Regions from separate parts of the Homo sapiens genome. Here region 1 is linked to region 2. A link is an interaction called in ENCODE POLR2A ChIA-PET data of the cell type or tissue named here. Cell type or tissue: PC-3. All regions are shown on one strand. Each heading gives the region's core, and the rest is flanking DNA. Links, peaks and the distances in the headings are about the cores only. Region 1 overlaps AKAP6 (A-kinase anchoring protein 6). Region 2 overlaps AKAP6 (A-kinase anchoring protein 6).

What was found. ChIA-PET counts read pairs that join two places held together with the same protein. Peaks named below come from ENCODE experiments on the same cell type or tissue, not always from the same donor. Only the 100,000 strongest peaks of a DNase experiment are listed, where the experiment ranks them.
Region 1: POLR2A ChIA-PET joins it to region 2 with 5 read pairs; 2 of 35 experiments call an interaction of 5 or more read pairs at or near these places.

What each region holds. Positions count from the first base shown.
Region 1 is chr14:32,718,347-32,729,769 of GRCh38, forward strand. All of the region lies in intron 9 of AKAP6 (A-kinase anchoring protein 6), which reads left to right. Among named protein-coding and RNA genes, the nearest start is that of NPAS3, 210 kb to the right of the region's middle. In PC-3, for the core only: no CTCF peak of the experiment used is centred there; no DNase peak of the experiment used is centred there.
Region 2 is chr14:32,617,040-32,628,462 of GRCh38, forward strand. All of the region lies in intron 7 of AKAP6 (A-kinase anchoring protein 6), which reads left to right. Among named protein-coding and RNA genes, the nearest start is that of AKAP6, 290 kb to the left of the region's middle. In PC-3, for the core only: no CTCF peak of the experiment used is centred there; DNase peaks (open chromatin) are centred at 6,422 and 6,862; H3K4me3 peaks cover 361 bases; H3K27ac peaks cover 1,178 bases.

The DNA.
Region 1 (11,423 bases), core at 4,483-8,482, 100 kb after region 2:
AATTTATTTTGTCAAAATATTTTTCTGACAAATATGGGTAGGTACCCAAAAGAAACAAAAAGGCCCAAGGGGTCAGGGGATGGGTAGAACAGAATGGTTTTTAAGCCTGTAGCATACTGGTATCGGAACTAAAAATTAGACTTAGCCTTTCGCATTCTGATCAAATGTTCTTGCTATGAGAAAACACTGCCTCATAAAAGGTGCCCTTAAAATATTCAAAGAACTACTGCCACCTTCCTCTTTTCTTTGATAGGTTTTCACAGAAGCTTTTCTTGTGTTAACCGTTCATGGCCATGATAAACAATTAACTTTGTTCATGGTTTCTGTCTGAAAATTGAGAATAATATTCCTGTATTGGATGTTTCACCAAATAAGTTTTTCACAGAAAATGAAGCTCAAAGATAAAGCAATCACACTGTACTCATTTCTGTGTACTAACACTGTATCTGGCATATATTTCAACAGCTCTCTATATCTGCCTGGACTTTCTTTTGGGAGAAATTCAAATGAATAAATATTTTCCAACAACCTCCTACATTTAAACCATAATGCTAAGAATTACAGTGGGTAAAGAGTGAATGACATGTGGTCTCTGACCTCCTACAGTCCCTTGTAGAAGCTTATAATCTAATTCTGAAACCATACTTATCCTCATCTGAAGTGAAGGCACCAGAGATATTCTTAAAAAGTAGCATAAGAAATCAGATATTTTCACTATACAGGGATTTGAGCAGTCACCAAGAAAAACTCCATAGCATTATGGATCTGTTAAGATTATAGATGTGAAAACCCTTTGAAAATTAAAAATACTCTGCCAAAAAAAAAGTCACAATGTGAATACATAAAGGTATAATGGCACTTGCATTGTGTTTTGGGAACAGGCAACCCTGGAAATGCTTTGATCAGCTCTGTCTTAACACCTACCATCGCATGGTAAATTCTGGGTGCAGCCTCTCAGTGCTGGAGTCCTTAGTCCTTGGGGAATGCCCATTTGCATGAAACTTGAAAAGATAGTTTTTTGATGATGACAGTAAGGGCGATAATACATTCAGCCTTTATTTAGGCAACTGATTCTCATAGATTTCAAAAGTCACCATGTTCTGCAGCAACACCTTTTTGATAAACTACAATGGTTACAGTGTTCTACTTCTCATTTTTCTTCTTATCCTCAGAGAGAAAGCAAGATATCTCTTTGAGGAAATATCAACAGAGTTAACATAAGAAATATATAGTTTCTTCCTTATGAAATTAATTTGGCATTATTTTTGAGGTGTGGAGCATCTTGGCAACTGCTTTGGTTTAAAACTCTATGTGATTTGGGAAAAGCACGTTTCAGAATGTTTAATTCAGTGATACAAAAGGCACTAATGAAATATGCATGTATGAATTTTATATCATATTAGTTCCCTCTTTCTTGAAATCTGAATAAAAGCCAAACATCTGGATTATGTTTGAAAAGCCTGAATTTCCAATTTTCAGAGAGATCCAGTCTATTTTGACATTGCACACTTAGCCTTCACATTTACAGTGTGCTATTAACATTACTTGCAATTGTAGAAAAAAAAAAGTCCAGATTTAAACAAACTTGGTGCCTCCTAATGCTAAAAATAAATCTATATTTGAAATGGCTGCTGCTGCTGCACAACCATACACATCCATAGTTCAGGCTTCTTCAGCATTTTCATTATAAATACTTGCACTGAACAGGCCTATAATTCAGCTATAAAGATATGTGGTAACCTATGATACATAAATTCTCCTTTGATTGTATATTAAAACAACAAACAGCAATTCATACATCACTTAGTTTGAGAAACTATTCACTGACTCAAGGCTTTCTGAGGGTCTCAAATATTCAAGATACTCTGTGGTCAACTAAAGAAGACATAGCCACCATCTTTTAAAGTTTATTCTTCAAATTTACAAGGCAAATAACATTTATGTTTTTATAGATATTTGGGTATATTTTAGCACCTAGACTAAAGGCAAGTGAATATTTATGGTTTTAGTAGCTTAGAGATGTAAATATGCATATCATTGCTTTATCTCATTTCATTATCATAGTTAACTTAGGAGATAGATGGTCAATCAAGTTTTAGGCAAATAGTAGTCTGTCCACACAAGAGGTCATGGAAGATAGAAGAATGTGACTGTTGTGTTTGAAGTTTGCATAATGGTAATTCTTCAGTGGACTTTAATTTACTACACTTAACTTGTTATTGGATTTCTTATAGCACATATTAGGTAAGTGTTTTCTTTTGTTATGTTTGGAGAACAGCTAGAATCAAAGATTTTTCTTTTCCTTTTCATCTTATTTTGTGTTATTAGAAAATTCTAAATTAAGTAGTTGTGCTGAGTGCAGTGGCATGCACCTGTAGTCCCAGCTACGTAGGAGGCTTGAGGCAAGTGGATTACTTGAGCCCAGGAACTCAAGGCTATAGTGTGTGTTCATCATGCCTGTGAATAGCCAACTGCACTCCAGCCTGGGCAACACAGCAAGAACCTGTCTCAAAAAAAACTTTAAAAAATTATGTAGTAGTGCCAAATTCAACAGAAATAGCTGTGTTTAGAGGTGTTTGTTTAGGTTGGGAAATGGAAAACAAAATAAATGAAACTTTTACATTGGAAACCTTTTTTAAAGGAGAAAACTGAGTTTCATTACATTAATTGCTGCGCCTCAAGTCTTTTTTCCTTCCTACATTGCATACTCTGACAGATATTACATAATTGCATAACTATTTTTACTATGTGCAGACATGACATTACAACAGCCCTGATATGGTGCATCATAATGAAACCATAATTAGAGTAGTCATGATGTATTATGGCAATGATCCACATCGTCACTAAAGTGCATTGGAATGCACAGAAAACCCTTTGAGATGTGTAGATTTTCAATGTAATATAGCACAACTCTGAAGTTTCATAGCATGGAGGAGAAATTGCAATTATGCCCATGCTGCTGGTAGCAAGGATTAAAATGCACATCTTCGATATCTACCGAAGAAAGTCTGTATTGATGAAGGAAATTTTTGAGGGTGATATTTATCTTGAAGTTTATGTCTTTTAAAAAAATTTACAGGAAGGACGTTGTTGAAATATGAACCTAACCACATAAATTCTATAGTAGAAGTCTCCTGTATTTATCAGATAAAAAGACTTGAAAGTTTCATTCTGTACCTCAAATTCAATGAAACGCCTCTCTAAAGTAGGATGGATTGAAGACAGTTTTAGAATTTTCAGTTAACCCTGCCCTTTCTTTTGGTTCTCTGTAGCCCATCTTAGCTTAGATTATACAGCTTACATTTTATGTGGTTGTGTCTTTGCTCCATTGTTGTTCTCTCAGGTTTTTCTGCATGAGAATCTTGTTTCTGAATCTTGTTCTAGCGAGTGACAGCTTCTTCTTAACTTGGTGATTTTCAGTCTTGGCATTTCTTTTACCTGGGATAATGTAATTGTTATGGCTGATCTTATGAATGTGGATCCAAAGAAGCTCAACTTTCTAAAACAGAGAGGAAATTTAGGCTCTATCTCCCAGGCCAATCCTCATTCAATGCTTCATTTGCCCATAATATATCCCAGCCAGGTAGACTTCTCATCTCTGCCTGAACACCTCTGATGAATGGGAACCCACTATCTCTCATGCTGTGTTCCTACTCAAGCTTCAGCATTTGACCCCCAGTCTGACCTCTGAGGTCAGATGGAACAAATTAATATTTTTTATGCAAAAGTCCTCTAAATATTCAAAATCTTCTAACATGTCCTTCCTCTCTTCTTTCACCTCTAACTTTTATTTGCCCTCTTAGCTGAATACCTTTAGCTCATTCAACAGCTTGACCCTTGGGGAAGTATTGAATCTTCTCCCTTACTGAAGTGCTTTTTTTTGGAACATTTAATACATTGTCTAGGTCCCTTTTGGAAAATGGAATGCAAGCAGTACAAGGTTGGGGCCTAGCAAATCACAGTCAAACTAATATATCCATTACCTTTCTTTTTTTAACCCTGTGTTTTTCTTAATTCAATCCAAAATCATGTTTCCTTTCAATATGGACAGGAAGCAGGGAAATATTGGGTAGAAGAGGGCAGGGTCCCTGGCAAGGGCTCCACCTTCAAGCCTGGAACCGCAGCCCTAAATGAGAACATGCATTCCTGTTTTCCTGCCCGAATGTTGCCTTTTCCAAAACCACCCTGGCCCACCACGCCCCCTACCCTGTACCCGTAAAAACCCCAAGCTCCACTGGCAGAGCAGAGCAGTGCAGCACAGAAGGAGAGAAGAGAAGTGTCTGAATGTTAAGAGGAGTTCGGCTGGCTGGGGACAGAGAGGAGTTCAGCCAGGGATGGCCAAACTCTAGGGAAAGATTATCTTCTCACTCCATCGCCTTCCCAGCTCCCCATCCCAGTGAGAGCCACTTCCATCACTCAGTAAAATCTTCCACATACATCACCTTTCCATCCATTTGTGTGACCTAATTCTTCCTGGATGCTGGACAAGAATTCAGGATGCACCGGGTGCAGGAACCCAAAAAGGCTATCAAGCTGACTCTTCGCTAAGCTGTTTAACACCATCCATGGATGGCAAATGCTAAAAGAACATTGTTTGTAACATGTGCCCTCTGAGGCTCCAGAGGTTATGGGCAACCCCTAGATGCTGCCGCGGGCCAGTGCAGTGTTTTTTCCTGCTGACACCCAAAGTCACTTGCCCTGGCTCCTGCACCCGCTCACCTGCGGGCTCCCCCTCCTGCAAGGGGTTTAACTGCAAGTGGCCGAGTAAACGAGCCACACCTCTATCACAAGTCTTGTGAAGGGGTCAAGGGAACTCTCCTGTCTCACTTTTTTAAAAATTTACATCTACCTTCTATTGTCTGTTGACTCACATTGAACCTAAAGGCAAGTGAAGCCTTGTTACCTCCATTCTTTATGCAGTTTAAAACTTTTTATCATTTTGGAGTGGGGGTAGTGGGGTGAAATGGGGTGGTTATTAACTCTGCCTGACTTTACATTTGTCATTTCTCCTTCTTAGATTTAACTCATTATGGCAGCATGTTTTGTTCCTTTTAGAGTCTATTATCATCTGAAATAGATATTATAAAGTAGTTGCCTGCAGATTCATATCCAGAGACATAGTTTGATCTGTGTAGTGTTAAAAAGTTTTAATGCAACATAGAACAATTTTGAGACTTCACATAATATATATATGTGTGCGTATGTGTTTATGTGTGTGTGTGTGTGTGTGTGTGTGTGTGTGTATAGGCTTTAAAATGTATATGTCTTGCCATACTGAACCCATGTTGAAGCCGTATTTCCACAGGGTAATAGCTGGCAGAACTGAGTTAAGGGTTGCCCCTTTTAGATGAGGCATATGCTCTCCCATCCTCCACAGTTCACACTATGCCTGCTTATCTCTTACTGATATTAGATATTAGTAATAGTCACATTTATGCATTGTCTTTATTTAAAAAAATAGTTCTCTTTTTTATGACAGTAGCAATAGTTAGAATATGAAAGAGAGAAGAGGATTTATCCTTGCCCTACTCAATTCCTTGATATCATCTGCCTGGTAGTGAGGTGTTGGAGCTGGCTAATACTGACTTATGAGAGCATATTGTTAAATATTCAGGAATTTTACCAGCAGCAACCACCATTGGTAGATTGGAATCAGCCACAGTGGGAGTATTTACACCAGGGAAATCAACGAACATTACAAATCAGGTCTTTTTTTCTTCTTCTTCTTCTTTTTTTTTCCTTAGAGAACCAGTTTACTAGCATACTGCTACATTTAGGTATTTGAGTTTATGATCTCTGAACTAAAATGCATATTATACTTTATTGATCATTGACGTTAGTATAATCTGCCAATCTGATCAATATGCCATATTCATATTTTCTTTATCTATGTCATTAATAAAATATTTAATAAGAATGGACCAAAGAAGAGACCTATGGCATAACATCCATTAAACAATGATCTTTACATATGGTTGTTCAACAGGTATTCAGTAAAACTCTCCGTGCTTCTAAATGATTGCATCCATCTGCTCACTTTATGCTTATGAAAATCTACTGGAAGTGCATACGCCTGATCCAGGAATTCACATCCTTGGTGAAGGGATTTAAGTCATTAGATTTTGGGTGTATGTTCTTAGCAATTTAATTATGTTTAAAATCTGGTTAGTAGTGTAGTAAATAACTGGTATTGCTACAAAATTGCATTGAGAAGATAATAGGATTGAATTTCTATACAAGTTGACACTCAATTAAAATTTCCATATATCCAGTGAGTTAGCCAGTTCTTGGCTAAGGAGTTAGAGCAAATGCCTTCCTACTAAGCCGATCACTTCAAAACAGGCAAAATTTATAATAGAGTCAAATCAGGACTGAATGCATCAACAAAAACTGGAGTTCAGCTTATCAAATACAGATCAAAAGCAAGAAATAGACTAGAGAGCACACGGGATATTTCTTCCTTAAATTTCTCTATTTTTTATTGACACTGGAGGAAAAAATAGCACATTAAAACCTCCTTGCTGAATTACTGTCCTAAACCAATAGATCCGTGGGGCTTGTTCAGCTAAAAGCCACAACAGACTTTGTAATGCAATGATGTAATCTTGGCATCTTGGCTTTGTGTCATTTATATTCAACCTAAAAAAAAAAAAAAAAAAAAAAAAAAACAATTTTCCTGAATAGACAGGCTGACAACAATATTGTTCAGTGTGGGTTTTTATTTGGATTCTCTCCAAATGGTTCACATGCCTTCACAGTAACACATGCCTGCTTACGTTTTTTGCCTGAATTCTAAACTTTTCCCCTTTTACTAGCTTTCTATTTTTCTTTTAAGGTCTCAGTTATGTTTGTAAAACTAACCAGCTCTACCACAAAATTAGGATGTATCTTGCAGAGAGCATTCATTTTACTTTTTGCATATTTTTCCCGAGGTCATGTCAAGGTTAGTTTGAATTCCATCCTACATTAAGACTTCTTTCACAGCTATTTAGCTCGGCAGCCTACTCCCCGCTGGGGTCTGCCCCTTGGGCACGTCAAAGCTTCAGACCTGACAAATCACACACAGATGAAGCTGTACAGTTTTTTAAACAGTTTCATCAGTAACTTTTTTTTCTTTTTCACTATCCTCCTTCATGTTGAGATTTTTTTTTCTCTGAATTACCATTTCAGGAATGTTGATTTCCGTTTGAGACAATTTGTTTTTACATCAGAGTTGCAGACTAGCAATATCATTTATTTTATAGTAAAGGATATTAATAGCCTTCTGTCACCAAGACTGCAGACCTACAGACCATTCCTGACTATTCTAACTGTAATTGCTTTATTAAAATCTATTCGTAACAGGAAGTGTAGTGTTGGAAATGTAGCTATATCATAGAGTCTACCAGAATCTGAAAAAAATATCAACCATAAAAATGCAGTTTATAAGGTATTATGAGTTGAGCCTGGAAATGTTTCCTGAATGGTTAATAATATGCTCTTATCCGTATTTTAGCAAATTATGAAACTAAATGATGCAACTCCATTTCCTGTTTAATTGATGAAGTTAAAGTCCTTGGTTGCTAATGAGTGTATTAGCAAACAATGTCCCCTTTACAGGCTTAAGTAGATCAGGATTTTTAAAAAGCAGCTTACTATCCTTATTTTTATGGGATGAAAAATATTGACTGCCACAAAATTGCTAGACCAACTGAAGTCATGGTGTAATTATTTCTGTGCAGTCATTTTGGCAATTTCCAACGACCAGATTAAGGTTTTCTAGTTCCCACACTAGAAAATAGTTATTTTCTTTTACACACCATAGACTTTTCATTACATTTTCATTCAGGACAAACAACACCTGAAGATCTTTACTGCAGACTAAGGAGAAAACTTAGAAGTGAGGGGAAAAAATAATATTTGAGTGATTCTTCTCTCCTCAGTCTTCTTTTACAGTTTGCTCAACATGAAAGTACCCAAATGAAGGGTTCTGTAAAAGGTTGCTTGGTTGAAACTAATTAAAGACAGGTCTAAATAGAAAAAGAAAAGAAAAAGGGATCAAAGGAATTACATTAGGTGTCAGGACATCATTTGGGAGCGTTTTGTTTAATTTTTGTAATTTGATTCCAGGAAAACACTAAATTCTAAAAATGTCCATTTTTTGCCGTAATTTTATACTTGTGTTATTTTTGCAATAAGATACATGTCAACAGGCAAACATCTTGAAGAGATCATTTTGGTATTGGCGCATTAACACGTTATGGTGAAAAGAGAGGCTTGTGCTTTTCACGCAGTGCATTTCAGTCTTCAATTAATGTGAAAGCACTACAATGCCTATGCAACTTCTCTTGCCTAGTGGTGCACCATTTATCATTGCAGTTTTACATTGACCTTGACACCCACTTCATTAGAATAAAGATTGTCTACCATTTAGGTTACATTGTTCCTCTGCACAGAGACCCCATGCAAATTTCTGTTCAGATAGAAGAGCTGCGGGGCTGTCAGAGGTCATCTGCATTAAATGATTGCAGCTATTTTCCAACTGCTTCTTTTCATTCTACTCAATTCAGGCTAGGAGGATCAATCAAGTCCTCTGCCTGAAACAGTGGGACTGCTGGGAATATGACTGTTTTTGGTAGTAGTGGATATGCCCTAAACAGTATTAAATATTTAATATAAACTCATTAAAGGCCATACAAAGGCTTCAGAAGGATATCAAATTTATGGAAATATCTAAGGGGATAGAGAACCGTTTTAAAAAGTAAATAGAAAAATAATAATCAATATTATAATTTTACAGGGTATGATCAAGATAGTTCTTAAACTTACTAAATTTTACCTATAGGAGACTTTTTTCTCACCCTTGACATGGGAAGGAAAGAAAGGAGACAGGTAGACTTGGCGTCCTTATGCAGTATTTTTTATGAAATTGACATGAAAGTTTTCAGTTATTTGTGTTTTTATTTTTGTTCTGTAACAGTGACTTCTAGTCTAGCTATATTTATTTTTAAAGGCTTAGATATTTGTTATTTAAAAGAAATGACTGGAGAAATAAGTTGCCAGGTCTCCTACTTAAGTTTTCTGAGTGGTATGATTGGAATTAAATTATTAATGGCAGATACTTTAAAAAAGATTGTTTTATGATCTTCTATTAGGGAATTTGCAATTCATTTTAATATTTGTAGTTTGATTTATATTAAAGATAATGCAATCTATGTCCAATTAACAGTACATGGCCAGTGTAATGTGATTTCCAGATCATGCAAATGGAATAAGCTAGAAGAGGGGGAAAACTCAATTCTTAACCTCAGGTGTCATTTGCTGTGCGAGTTCTGGCAATTTTAAATGACATTGCACTTTTTAATTTTTCCAAAGGCTCAGCAGCAAATTTATCCCAATCAGGAAAACCTATTATTAATTTACAAGGACAATTGTAGGAGTCTTTATAATTTCTCTATGCAATTACTCACCATAAATTCTACTGGTAAAATACAAGGAGTTTGCAAGAAATAACAACTATTATTTGTCTTGGGCTTGAACCCTTTTCTTCAGTTTTGAACATCTTCTTGAAGTGTTGGTGGTACTGACTCCATGTGCAGCATCATATGCGTTATGAGATGCTACACACAAGTCTTCTGAAAAGCGGGGCAGCACAAGAGCTGCTGCACAGGCAACACTGGCCTCTGGCAGATTCCTGCACTCCGCATGGACAGCTGAGCTTGGACCCTGGACTTTTATATAAAAAGACTCTTTGTTCACCACTGAATGGCATTAGGCATGGACTTGCTGAGGGGCCACCATGAAGCCTCGAATGAGGAGGGCAAACACTAGCCAGAAAACACGTGAGAGTTGTAAATAGACACATCCCTGGATTTTTTTTTTTTTTTTTTTTTTTTTTTTTTTGCAAAAATGCATATTTTCACACATTATTTTGCCAGTAGTTTGGTGTTTTGGTATGTTCCTAGCATTTGCTTTCTTACTGATAGACTAAGTAAGATATATTTTATTTTCTCAGTGTATTCTATCTATCTATCTATCTATCTATCTATCTATCTATCTATCTATCAATCGTATCTATCAGTCAATCATGCATATATGGGAAAGGGGATCTTGCTGGATAAACAGGTGTTTGTGGCATTATATTTGTACCAGGAAAGACATTCAATCCTGTCATTCTAATAACTAGATCATTTTCCTTGTTTTAACTTTTCCTAATATAAAGTCAACTGAAGCTCAGTTAAAAGTAATATGGTGTAAGATGTAAATGCTCAAACCCTGATGACACAGAATACAACAGCCCTATTCTAATAATCAAGAAATGTCTTTAGTTTAATTTGTGTGTTTCTCGCAGCCAAAGCTTCACTCTCTGTTCAGCAATGTCTGGTCTCTTTTCAGCATAACCAACAGAAGCACCATACAAAAGTCTTACAATGGATGTCTTAATCTCTCTGTGTGCTTTTAGAGCATTATTTTGAATTCCATCATGCTGCCTTTTTTCTTTCCTCTTCTGAAGTTTTATTACAACAGCAGAATTCCCAGGGAGCTTTGGGGGCAAGGTTCACATAATATAGCCCTCAAGTTTTGCTTAGGTGGAAGCCATCCCCCAATCCTGGCCATCTTTTGATGATCCCTCTATTTCAAAAAGATTCACTCGGTAGAGTCTTATAGCATTAGCTGTATATAGTTTATTTTTTATTTTTTTTATTTACCAGACAGTGAGCATCTACAACCCTTTCATGATGTTTTCTTTCTCTGACCTCACAGTGACAAGGCATCTTGTTCCTTAACATTGAGGGAGGCAGAAAAATGCTTGAGTTGCTCAATGTGTGCCTTCTATACCAGTTTCAAAATGGCTTATTCTTCTGGTTTCCATGGTGACAATTAACACTGTTTCAAGGCATTGTTCCAGTCTCCATTTGGGCAGAATTTTCGGTGTGATTTCTAACAAAAAAAAAGGAGGGGGACTTCGGTGTGGCGGGGAAGCCTTTAGCGTAACTGTCAAAAAAGTTATCTCAATCAAGTCTTCATGCATTTCTAAGTATATTTATTTCAGAAATTCCTGTTTTTGCTGGCTTTGTTTTATAATTCAGTTTTAGCATTTGTGCTAAAAGTAAGTACTCAATAAGAATTTTCTACAACTTCTTTAGTTCTTAGTTAAAATGGTGGGCTAGAGTTTGTAGTTATTTTTAACTCCTTTTTTTAAAAGTTTTTCTTTGTATTTATATACACAGGGATGGCATTTAGAATAGTACTGTCCTGTGTCTTTAATTTAGATCATTCACATATCTATTAGGAGGCTTCATTAGTCAAAATTGAATTGGCCAAGCAAATACACTTAATAATGTAAATATGGCCTTTCAAGAGAGTATATTTTATTTTTGACTAGACAGAGAGGCCCACAGCAGGTGCTGTGGGGAAATTAAATACTGGATGCTTATTTA
Region 2 (11,423 bases), core at 4,486-8,485:
GAATTTAACCTTACTGTCGGTGCCTCTCCTGCCTCTTCTCCATTTGCACTTTATGTGCCTCTCCTATCCAGAATCCTTCAGTGGCTTTCCATTGCCTATCTATAAAGTTCCTTTCTAGCCTTGTTCCTTTGATGCTCCCTTTTCTTCCTTTGCCATAGCCACATGAGGGTACCTCTAGTCTCCAAAACGTCCCAGTTTATCTTTTGTTGCTATGCTCTTCTTGTTCAGCTCCCTATCTTTGCTCATCTCCACCTGTTTAATCCTCCCCATTATCAGGGTTTATCTCGGTGGTCTGTCTGCCACCCAGTAGCCATCTATACCAAAATGACTCTCAATTTTATCAATTCCCACAGCATTTGTACCTCATTTATAGCACTTATCACATTCTGTCTTTGAATTTTGTATTAAAGATATTCCTCAAGCTGCATTCTTCTTAAGGTGGGGAACCATTTCCTGTTCATTGTTCTGCACACTGCAATGCTCAGCGTAATATATCCCTCAAAGACTATTCTTGAACAAAATGCTTGTTGAGTGACAAACAATTTATAACACAAATCAAAACCCTTAAATTACGTGTGTCCTTTAGGTTGTTTTGTTTTGTTTTGAGACAGGGTCTTGCTCTGTCACACAGGCTGTAGTGCAGTGGCACAGTTTCAACTCACTGCAACCTTTGCCTCCCAGGTTTGAGTGATTCTTGTGCCTTGGCCTCCCAAGTAGCTGGGACTACAGGTGTGTGCCACCACGCCCAGCTAATTTTTGTGTATTTTTAGTAGAGACAGGGTTTCGCCATGTTGGCAGGCTGGCCTCAAACTCCTGGCCTCAAGTGATCTGCCTGCCTCAGCCTCCCAAAATGCCAGGATTACAGGCATGAGCCACCACACCCAGCCCTTCAGGTCATTTTTTTTTTAGTTCTTTAAGCGTTTGTTCCTTTTTTGTGAGTTGATTCATACTCTTTGAGATTACCTAGGACTAAATTGATTTAATTAAATTTCATTATATGATAGAAGCTAGAACAATTAAATAAAACACAGGGAAAGCTACTTTTTAATGCAAAATATTTTATATCTTTGCATTTCACAGCCTAAAAAAGAAAGAAAAACAAAGCAATCTACTATGTCTGTACTTGGAAATTTTATTTTTACTTTTTTCTACCATTAAAAAAATTTTTCAGTAGCTTTAGGGATACCAGCGGTTTTTGTTTACACGGATGAATTGTATAGTGGTGAAACCTGAGATTTTAGTGTACCCTTCACCAGAGTAGTATACATTGTACCCAATATGTAGTTCTTTTATCCTTCTCCTTCGTCCTACCCTCCCTGCTTCTGAGTCGCCAATGTCTATTGTGCTACTCTGTATGCCTTTGCATACCCATAGCTTAGCCCCCACTTACAAGTGAGGACAGAGGTATTTGGTTTTCCATTCCTGAGTTACTTCACTTGGAATAATAACCCTCACGTCCATCCAAGTTGGTACAAAAGACATTATTTTGTTCTTTTTTATGACTGAGTAGTATTCCGTGGTGTATGTATGTCACATTTTCTTTATCTACTCATTGGTTGATGGGTACTTAGGTTGGTTCCATATCTTTGCAACTGTGAATTGTGCTGTGATAAACATATTCATGCAGCTGTCTTTTTGATATAATGACTTTGTTTCATTTGAGTAGATACCCAGTAGTGGGATTGCTGGATCGAATGATAGATCTACTTTTAGTTCTCTGAGAAATCTCCATGCTGTTTTCCACAGGGATTGTACTAAATTACATTCCCACCAGCAGTGTATAAGTGTTCCCTTTTCATCACATCCACGCCAACATTTATTGTTTTTTGACCTTTTAATAATGGCCATTCTGGCTGGGGTAAGGTGATTTTAATTTGCATTTCCCTGATGATCAGTGATTTTAAGCATTTTTTCGTGTTTCTTGGCCATTTGTACATCTTCTTTTGAGAAATACCAATTCATATTATTTACCTACTTTTTAATGGGATTATTTGTTTTTTTTTTCTTGGTTATTTGTGTTTCTCGTAAATCCTGACATTAGTCCTTTGTCAGATGCATAGTTTGCAAGCATTTTCTCCCATTCTGTGGGTTGTCTGTTTACTCTGATGATTATTTCTTTTGCTCTACAGGAGCTCTTTAGTTTAATTAGGTTCCATTTATTTATTTTTATTTTGGTTGCGTTTGCTTTCGGGGTCTTAGTCATACATTCTTTGCCTAAGCCAACATCCAGGAGAGTTTTTCTTAGTTTTTCTTCTAGAATTTTTATGGCTTCAGGTCTTAAATTTAAGTCTTTCATCCATCTTCAGTTGAGTTTTGTATATAGTGAGAGTTAAGGATCCAGTTTCATTCTTCTACTTTGGCTATCCAGTTTTCCCAGCACCAATAGTGTGTTCTTTCTCCAATTTATGTTTTTGAATGCTTTGTTGAAGATCAGTTGGTTGTAAGTATTTGCCTTTATTTCTGGATTCTCTATTCTGTTCCATTGGTCTATGTATATACTTTTATACCAGTACCATGCTATTTTGTTTACTATAGCCTTGTAGTATAATTTGAAGTCACATAATGTGATGTCTCCAGATTTGTTCTTTTTGCTTAGGATTGTTTTGGCTATCTGGGCTCTTCTTTGGTTCCCTTTGAATTTTAGGATTTTTTCTTCTAATTCTGTGAAAAATGATGTTGATATTTAATAGGAATTGCATTGAATCTGTAGATTGCTTTGAGCAATATGGTCATTTTCACAATATTGATTCTTCCAATGTATGAGCATGGAATGTATTTTCATTTGTTTGTGTCATCTATGATTTCTTTCAGCAGTGTTTTGTAGTTCTCCTTGTAGAGATTTTTCACCTCCTTGGTTAAGTATATTCCTGGATATTTTGTTTTATTTTATTTCATTTGCAGCTATTATAAAAGGGATTGAGTTCTTGATTTGATTCTCAGCTTGGCCATTGTTGGTGTATAGTGGTGCTACTCATTTGGATGCATTGATTTTGTAACCTGAGACTTTACTGAATTCATTTATCAAATCTAAGAGTCTTTTGGAGGATTCTTTATGATCAAAACGTTGGCAAACTGAGATAGTTTAACTCATATTTTCCAATTTGGATGCCCTTTATTTCTTTCTCTTACCTTATTTCTCTGGGTAGGACTTCTAGTACTATGTTGAATAGAAGTGGTGAAAGTGGGCATTTTTGTCTTGCTCCAGTTCCCAGGGGGAATGTTTTCAACTTTTCCCCATTCGGTATGACATTGGCTATGGCTTTGTTATATATGGCTTTTGTTATTCTGCGACATGTTCCTTCTATGCCTAGTTTGTTGAGGGTTTTTATCATAAAGGGATGCTGGATTTCATTGAATGTTTTTTCTGCATCTACTGAGATGATCATGTGGTTTTTGTTTTTAATTCTGTTTATATGATGAATCACATTTATCGACTTGTGTATGTTGAATCATCCTGTGTCCTCAGGATGAAACCCACTTGATCATGATGAGTTATCTTTTTGATGTGCTGTTGGGTTCAGTTTGCTAGAATTTTGTTGAGGATTTTTGCATCTATGTACATCAGAGATATTGGTCTGTAGTTTTCTTTTTTTGTTAAGTCCTTTTCTGGCTTTGGTATTAGGGTAATACTGGCTTCATAGAATGAGTTAGAGAGGATTCCTTCTTTCTCAATCTTTTAGAATAGTTTCATAGGATTGTGACCAGTTCTTTGAATATCTGGTAGAATTTGGCTGTGAATCCATTTGACCCAGGGCTTTTTTTCACTGGCAGTTTTTTTTTTAATTATTGATTCATTCTCACTGCTTGTTATTGGTCTGTTCAGGATTTCTATTTATTCTTGATTCAAGCTAGGAGGGTCATAAGTTCCCTGGAATTTATCCATTTCCTCTAGATTTTTTAGTTGTGTGCATAGAGTTATTCATAGTAGTCTGGAATGATCATTTGTATTTCTGCAGTATTGGTCATAATGTCTCCATTTTCGTTTCTAATTGAGCTTATTCTTCTTTTGACTTTTGAGCTTATGGCTTCTTTTCTTGGTTAATCTAGCTAATGGTCTGTCAATTTTATTTTTCTTTTCAAAGAACTAACTTTTCATTTCATTGGTGTTTTGTGTTTTTTCTTGTTTTAATTTTATTTAGCTCTCATCTGGTCTTTTTTATTTCTTTTCTTCTGCTAGGTTTGAGTTTGGTTTGTTCTTATTTCTCTACTTTCTTGAGGTGTGGCAATAAACTGTCAATTTGTGATCTTTTAGACTTTTTGATGTAGGCATTTAGTGCTATGAGCTTTCCTCTTACCATTGCTTTTGCTGTATCCCAGAGGTTTTTATAATTTGTGTTACTGTTATCATTCATTTCAAATAATTTAAATTTCCATCTTGGTTTTATTGTTAACCCAAAAATCATTCAAGAGAAGATTATTTAACTTCCATGTGTTTGTATAATTTTAAGGGGTTTTTTGGATTGATTTCTAGTTTTTTTCTGCTGTAGTCTGATAAGTTACAGAAGATAGTATTTTGATTTTTTAAAAATTGAGGCTTGTTTTGTGGCCTATCATATGGTCTATCTTGGAGAATGTTCCATGTGCTGACGAGAATAATGTATATTATACAGTTCTTAGGTAGAATGTTCTGTAAATATCTGTTAGGTCTATTTGTTCTGGTGCAGTTTAAGTCTAGTGTCTTTCTGTTGACTTTCTCCCTTAATGATTTGTCTAGTGCTATCAGTAGAGTTGAAGTCACCCACTATTATTATGTTGCTGCATACTTGGACATTTTAAGCAGGGTTATTTATGAGTTTGTTAGCTCACTGATATCCTAGGCATACCAGTTATGAATTAATGATAAGTGTGACAGATGTACTAATACTCTAATTTTTAAACACTTAATTTTCATTTAAGTATTATAATTGTTATTGAGCTCCCAGAGGGGACAGTCAAATATGTAGGTAGTCTCAATAAGGCATATATCCTTTTAAATTTATTTTCCTGTTTCCTATAACTTTTGTAAGATTATCATTCCTTAATAGAATGTACCTGAAAATTTCATTAATTTTAATAAAAATTCCAAAAGTTGGTGAAAGAAGGAATGTACCACTGTACTACTATCTAGTTAGTTCCTACTATTTCGTTTTAGCTACTTACTGCTTCATAATTTTAATGTATGTCACCAATATTTTTAAATAATTCTGATGACAAGGAAAGGGAATGTTGATTTGATGAGCTTTCAAATAAACTATAATAATATATCACATGATATAGTAGTGATAATATAATGATTGAAATGCTTTGAAAGAAAACTTTAATGTTTTTTTCAAGACCAATATTATCTGTTATTTTCACTGGGGAGGATTTGACTAGACTAGATATAATAATAGAGACAAATAGACATAATTACAGACCTAGATAATTGAGAGCTTCAAATAAGCCCATATAACCATAAGCCATAAGAAAAATATAAGGTGCTGACCCTAGGGACCAGGAAGTTAAAGAATCCCTTCTCTGCATCTGTTTCATCATCTGCAAATGAATGATAATCCTCTCTCCCTCCCTCAAAGGGTTATTGAATTGATTAGATGAAATATATGAAATTATCGGAGTTGGTTGCTAAGAAGACAAATAATGTTCTATACAACATTTCTAAACTCATATAGTTGCTGTCAGGGTGGGAGTCTGACTTCTTGTTCTCATGCAAAGGCAGGTGGGGAGCTGTGGCCACGAGCTGGGCTACAGTGAGGAGCTTTGAGTGGGACATAGAACAGGAGGATCATAGCACCCAAGGTGAAGGTGGGCATGAGAACTAATGGTTCAGTCTAAAGTAAAGACTGAGTTTACAACAGGAAGCAGAGAGAATGAATCTGAAAAGAAAAACAGGAAGTAGAACCTGGAGAGAACCACTTTGAGGCACCAATAATCAGAGCCAGATGCCTCACGATAGGACCATGGGTGCTACCAGTGGTGGTGGTAGTGGTAGGGTGTGTGAAAAATCAGTCCCCGCACAGGCCATGCCTTCCACACACTATCCTATGATTCCTGGGCTTTCTCTTCAGTGCTAAAATACTGGTCCTATAGATGCCACAGGTTCAGTTTGTGACTTCCTACTTTTAAGCTCCAGCATTAAACCCTAAGGTGATGAGATCTTGAGGCTTAAAAGATACAGGATCTGAAATCTTGAAATATGTTTTCAATATTTGTTGTTGTTGTTAGTGGGAAATCATTATTATGATACTTCGTCAAGAGCCTTTGATGCTAAGACCTAATTAACATGTATTTAGAGATCTAGAATAAATTGCTTCCCTGATTGTGTGCTTATGATTTACTCTTGTTAGTTCTAGTATCCATAGGTTAATATTTGAAACATGACAATTGGCTGGTGACTTAACAATGACTTACCTGCTTATCCCTTTTCACTTCCCACATCCCCCTACTTCTTACCCATTAATTCTGTAGGACTCACTTTAAATCAGGAAAGGAAAATGAGTCACCTAAAATGAATATAGTCAGAGAAAGTCTCTGGACCTTATGGCATTGCCCATAAAAGCCTCACTAAATTCTCTTCTGCAAAATATTTGACACTTGCTGCTTAAAAACCAGTGATGCCTCTGTGGGGTCAAGCCTGGAGACAGAGAACCGTGGCATAATTTGCAGTTAGAGAAGACTCAGAAGAGAGTGAGAGAAGGAAATTTTTCTAGGTAGCTTTACCTGTTTCAGCATATATGGCCAGGTCTTTAAACTTCCAGTTCATAAAGCCGTATTCCTTGTCCTAATAATTTTCATATCTTTGTCTCCTAACAAGCACTGAGCAGTAAGTGGGCTCCACTGTCTGTCTGCATCTGACTGCCCCGACTGTGTTAGTCATCATCTGCTCATGGAAGCATGGAAACCCTGGGGGAATAAGTGTTTGGCAGAGTCAGCAAATGGGTTGGTTTGTGCAAAGTTTTGGGAGAAGAGAGTAGAGTGGCAAAGTGAATTAACAGTGATAACATGAGTAAAAGTGGTGCTGAAAATGCAGCGGGATGGCCTCCTATCTAACTATTATGATTTGGAATAAAAAAAGAGATCTTGGTAAGTAAAAACTTATTTTTAGTATTAGAAGATATTCACATAGTGCATAATGAAAAGCAAGTCTTTGGATTTTTGAGTCAAGGACCTACACAATTGCTGAGAGTATTAGAAGATACTTGTTGTATTAGGTGGTCGTAAATGACAACAAAGCACAGGACTAATAGGACAGAGGAAAATGTGCTGTTCAAGAAAAATAGTCTTCTTTTCTTAAAACATATGACATTTCTGCATCCTGCATTTGCCATGATATAATGACCCATTAACAGAAAAGAAATGAAAAATAAGGAGTCAGCATGGTTGATGGTTGTTACCTAAGCCCATAATAACATTTTAAATTGCTTAAAGTTGCAGTCTCCTAAAGAGAAAATATAGTTGTTGAGTGGCCCTTTTGGCTACCTGGCAAGATGTATAATTCAAAAGATTCAAGATTTAATTCTTCTGGAATCTTATTTCAGATTTCCTATGTAAAAGAGTCAGAGCATTTTATATATTACAGAGGAGTATGAGACAATTAAGGCCAGAAAAATATAGGCAGAGAAATATAAGAAAACATACTTCTTTCCCTGTTTCACAATACTTTGGTAGAGTGCTAAGTAAGACAAACAACCCTATAATTAGGAAGAAAATTATGAGAAGTTATTTTTATTCTCAAAAATCACATTAATGGCTTTGTCTGCAGCTCAGTTATTACCAATTGCTATTAACTTGTTGGCACAAACAAGCTTAAAATTTATTTTATATTCTGTAGTCCTAATAATTTTTTTGAAAAAGTGTGACATTCAAATCGTGTAATTAAAACAAGTAGAATAATAAACATATATTTATGAAGGGTTTGTGTGTGTATTTGTTTTAAGTTGAACAGATAATTCCTAGTGATTTTGTGAGTCATACAGTGAATAATTAAAATAAATTTAAATTCAAATATTAACATTTCAATTTCCAGTTTGGTGAACATAAGCAAATTATTATAAGTTTGTTTTCAATTCCTGCAAAGCATATTAAAATTAACTTTTCCTCAATTTAAGTAATGTGTATAAGTAAACTTCCTTCCCACTGTGAAAAGGTTTCATTTATTGCTATTTGTAAACTGCCTAGGATAGATTCAGAGTGGATTGGGCTGGAAACTCCTTGAACAGTTTCTTTTGAAATAACACTACATACGTTAAGCTCAATTACACATCCAAACAGCCACAGCTCACTTTTGGTAATTTATTCATTGATTTAACATAGTACCCAGAAGAGCCATGCCTGCTGTCATTTTTGTAATATATTATGTTTTAAATATACTCATGCTCACCCCTGCACACCATTAAGGTGTGCATAAACCTGTGTTTTTCTCTCTTGACAGCTATAAATGTTTGTTATTATTACACAAAACATATGTTCATGTTGTTTTTGTCTAAATTATTCTATCTGGGGCTATAAAGTTTTAATGTTATTAGTTGCCCTTAGAATTTTAATGTTTCACTGCTGTAACCTTCTTAGGATTTCTGTGCAATTAAATAGAAACTATTTCACTGCAGCCTGGAAGAACAATATATTTTATACAAATAAAAAAAAAAAACCCTTCTTACTCCATTTTCTTTCAGTGTAGTAAAAATATTTGCCTGACAGTTTTTCTTTTTGGTCTGTGGAAACCTCACCTGTGGTCATACCTGTGCACCAGCTGTGTGTGGAACATTTCTCTTTCTGCTCCTGGCGTTTGTTGGAAAGATATGAGTTAAGCACCCTTTAAACCAAAGGGACAATATTTCACCAGCCTTTCAGAGGTCATTCCAGGTGCTATTTAGGTGACTGTATTTCAGCCTGGCTTTAGTTTAACATATACAGAGGCCAAAAGGGACTAAATAAGAAGCCCATTATAGTGGCAAAATATGTGTCTAACTTGGGTTCTTACCAGCATGGTTCAAAGGTGGTTTTATTTACAAATACGTGGAAGCACTAACATTTGGTGGAGCCACAGAGATGTTTTCCCTTATGTCTTCTCTCATTTTCATACCCACTGGTTGGTTATACTTGGTCCAGGCCTCATCGTCAAGTCAGATAGGACTGCAGACTTACTTAGAAACCTAGTTTCTCACATATAGAATCATTGCATCGCAAATAATTTTTATTTTACAGAAGAGCTTCTAAGTGTATTCTGACTTGTTTACTATAATCTTAATGTTGGCATTGTCTACCCCAACCCCAGTGGTCTTTCATATGTACAGTGCTAGGGCCGAGTTATGTCACTGGCTTTTAATTGGCTCTCAGCTTCAATTTTCCTTTTTTTAAAATATACTAATCACTCTACCTTCATTGTCATCTTCCTAAAATACATGTTGGATCACTCAAACTCCAGCTCAGAAGCCTTGCCAATGAATAAACTCAAAATCCTTAAAAAGATGTTGACAATTTTCCTTGATCCAGCACGAAATCGCTTCTCCAGGCTCATTGGCCCTTAGTTCTATTGCATTTCCTATACCTCAGTCCACTGGACCTGCTCACAGCTTCTCCAACACTACTCAGCCGCAGGTCCAAGTCAGCACGTGTGATGTTTCCTCAGGGTGGGTGCTCTTCTCTACTTTCTGTTCATCCAACCTCTATTTCTTCAAAATTCAGTTCAAATACTGCTTCACCCATTAAGCTCTTCCTAATTCTCCCTCAGTCAAAATTAATCGCATTTGATGCATCCCCTCAGCACATTGCTTCGGTGTGGTTTCTCACATATGTCATCCTATGATGTTCACTAGATTATAAGCTCCTTGAAGGCAGGAACTATACCTTTCATCTTCATTTTCTTACCAGTGCCTCACACAACATGTAATAGGTGCTGCTTTATTGGCAAATGGATGAACAATATTTCTTTCTACTTTGTTAATCTTGAAATTGGGAATCACTGAATTGTTAGACTGTCAACTTAATTTCCCTACATTTGTGGCTTTATGAACATGGTTATAGATATAAACATACCTGACACACTTATAGAAGAAGAGATTATATATTTCCTCAGAGCAACACATTATGCTAGTGGAAAAATCTTTGTTAATAAGTTATTTTGCTTACATCTGAATGTACCATCAAATGCTCAGTTCATTCATCTTGTATCTGTCCTTAGAGGAATCAAAGATTATTTTGCCTTTATTCTTTGAATAATCTCTTACTAAAGTAAATAATCAGCGTGAAAATCAGAAAAACGAAATAAATGAACTTTGAATTGGGGTATCTCATATATCAGGATTGCTTCACTTCAATTTGTAGCCCAGTTTGACTTGTAAGAAAATTAGTGGAAATTAATCAATATATGGTATTATTTTGTTTTTCCAAGATTGTGGGTTTGAGTTGCCACAAATTAGAATTATTTGCTACCAACTCAGCCCACTCTTCATTAAGATATAAAATTTCACAGCATCATGAGGAGTTTGTTCTTTTTCCTTAAACAGTACCCCTAAAAAATATATATTATGGAATGAGAATTTCTCAGTCTTCTCAGGAGCCTTCCAAGACATTGTTTAGCAAAACAATGGGTTAGTGTCTCTTCTCTTTTTTCTAGCACAACCCTCAGTTCATGGCAGTTTCCAGGAAAGGAAAACAGGAAATTAAGTTCTTAAAGGATTCCTGGAAGTCTCTCTTGTTAAAATCACCTGTTTGGACTTTTCTTTGTGTCTCCCACACTTCTAAGTTTAACACCACATGCAAAGCCCAGTTAGAAAGAGATCTAGAAAGCCACATTTAACTTCCTTTTTAAGCTTTCATTTTTTTTTCTTTTTTAGAGTGGTCTCAAATGGTGGGGATTAAGGTCTTTAACAGGCAGCAGTTACTGTCCACAAATAGTAGACCTCTCTAATTCACACCATTTTAATTACATCTAAAATTTCTGCCAATTATATGGCGAAGGATTATATGGCAGGGCAAAGGACGCGGGGTGGATGTGGAGCCTGAGCAGCTTTCTCTTTTAGAAACAGAAGAACCTGTAATGGAAAAATGCAACAGTTGTTGAAGAATGGAGATAACAGAAGTGGTAAGTCAAAGTACTTGATTACACAATAATCTTCCACAGAGTGCTCATTACTGCTAAATAATTGACTGTGTTGCCAGGTTTCTCAGTGAGGAAAGGGTCAAGGAGGTCAGTTATCTGGTGGTAATGACCGTAGCAGTCATTAGAGGGTATTAAAGCTATTAAGAATAGAAGTTTAACTTTTTATTGAAGTTTTTATTTAAATGATATTAACTTCAATTCAACTTTTAATTGAGGTGCAACCATCCAAATTCTACAGTCGGGCACCAAGAAGTAATGAACATAAAATTACATGTTCTTTTGATAGGTTGATGGGTCTTTATTAGAATTTCAAGGGCCTCCACAGAGCTGTTATTAGACACAAGCT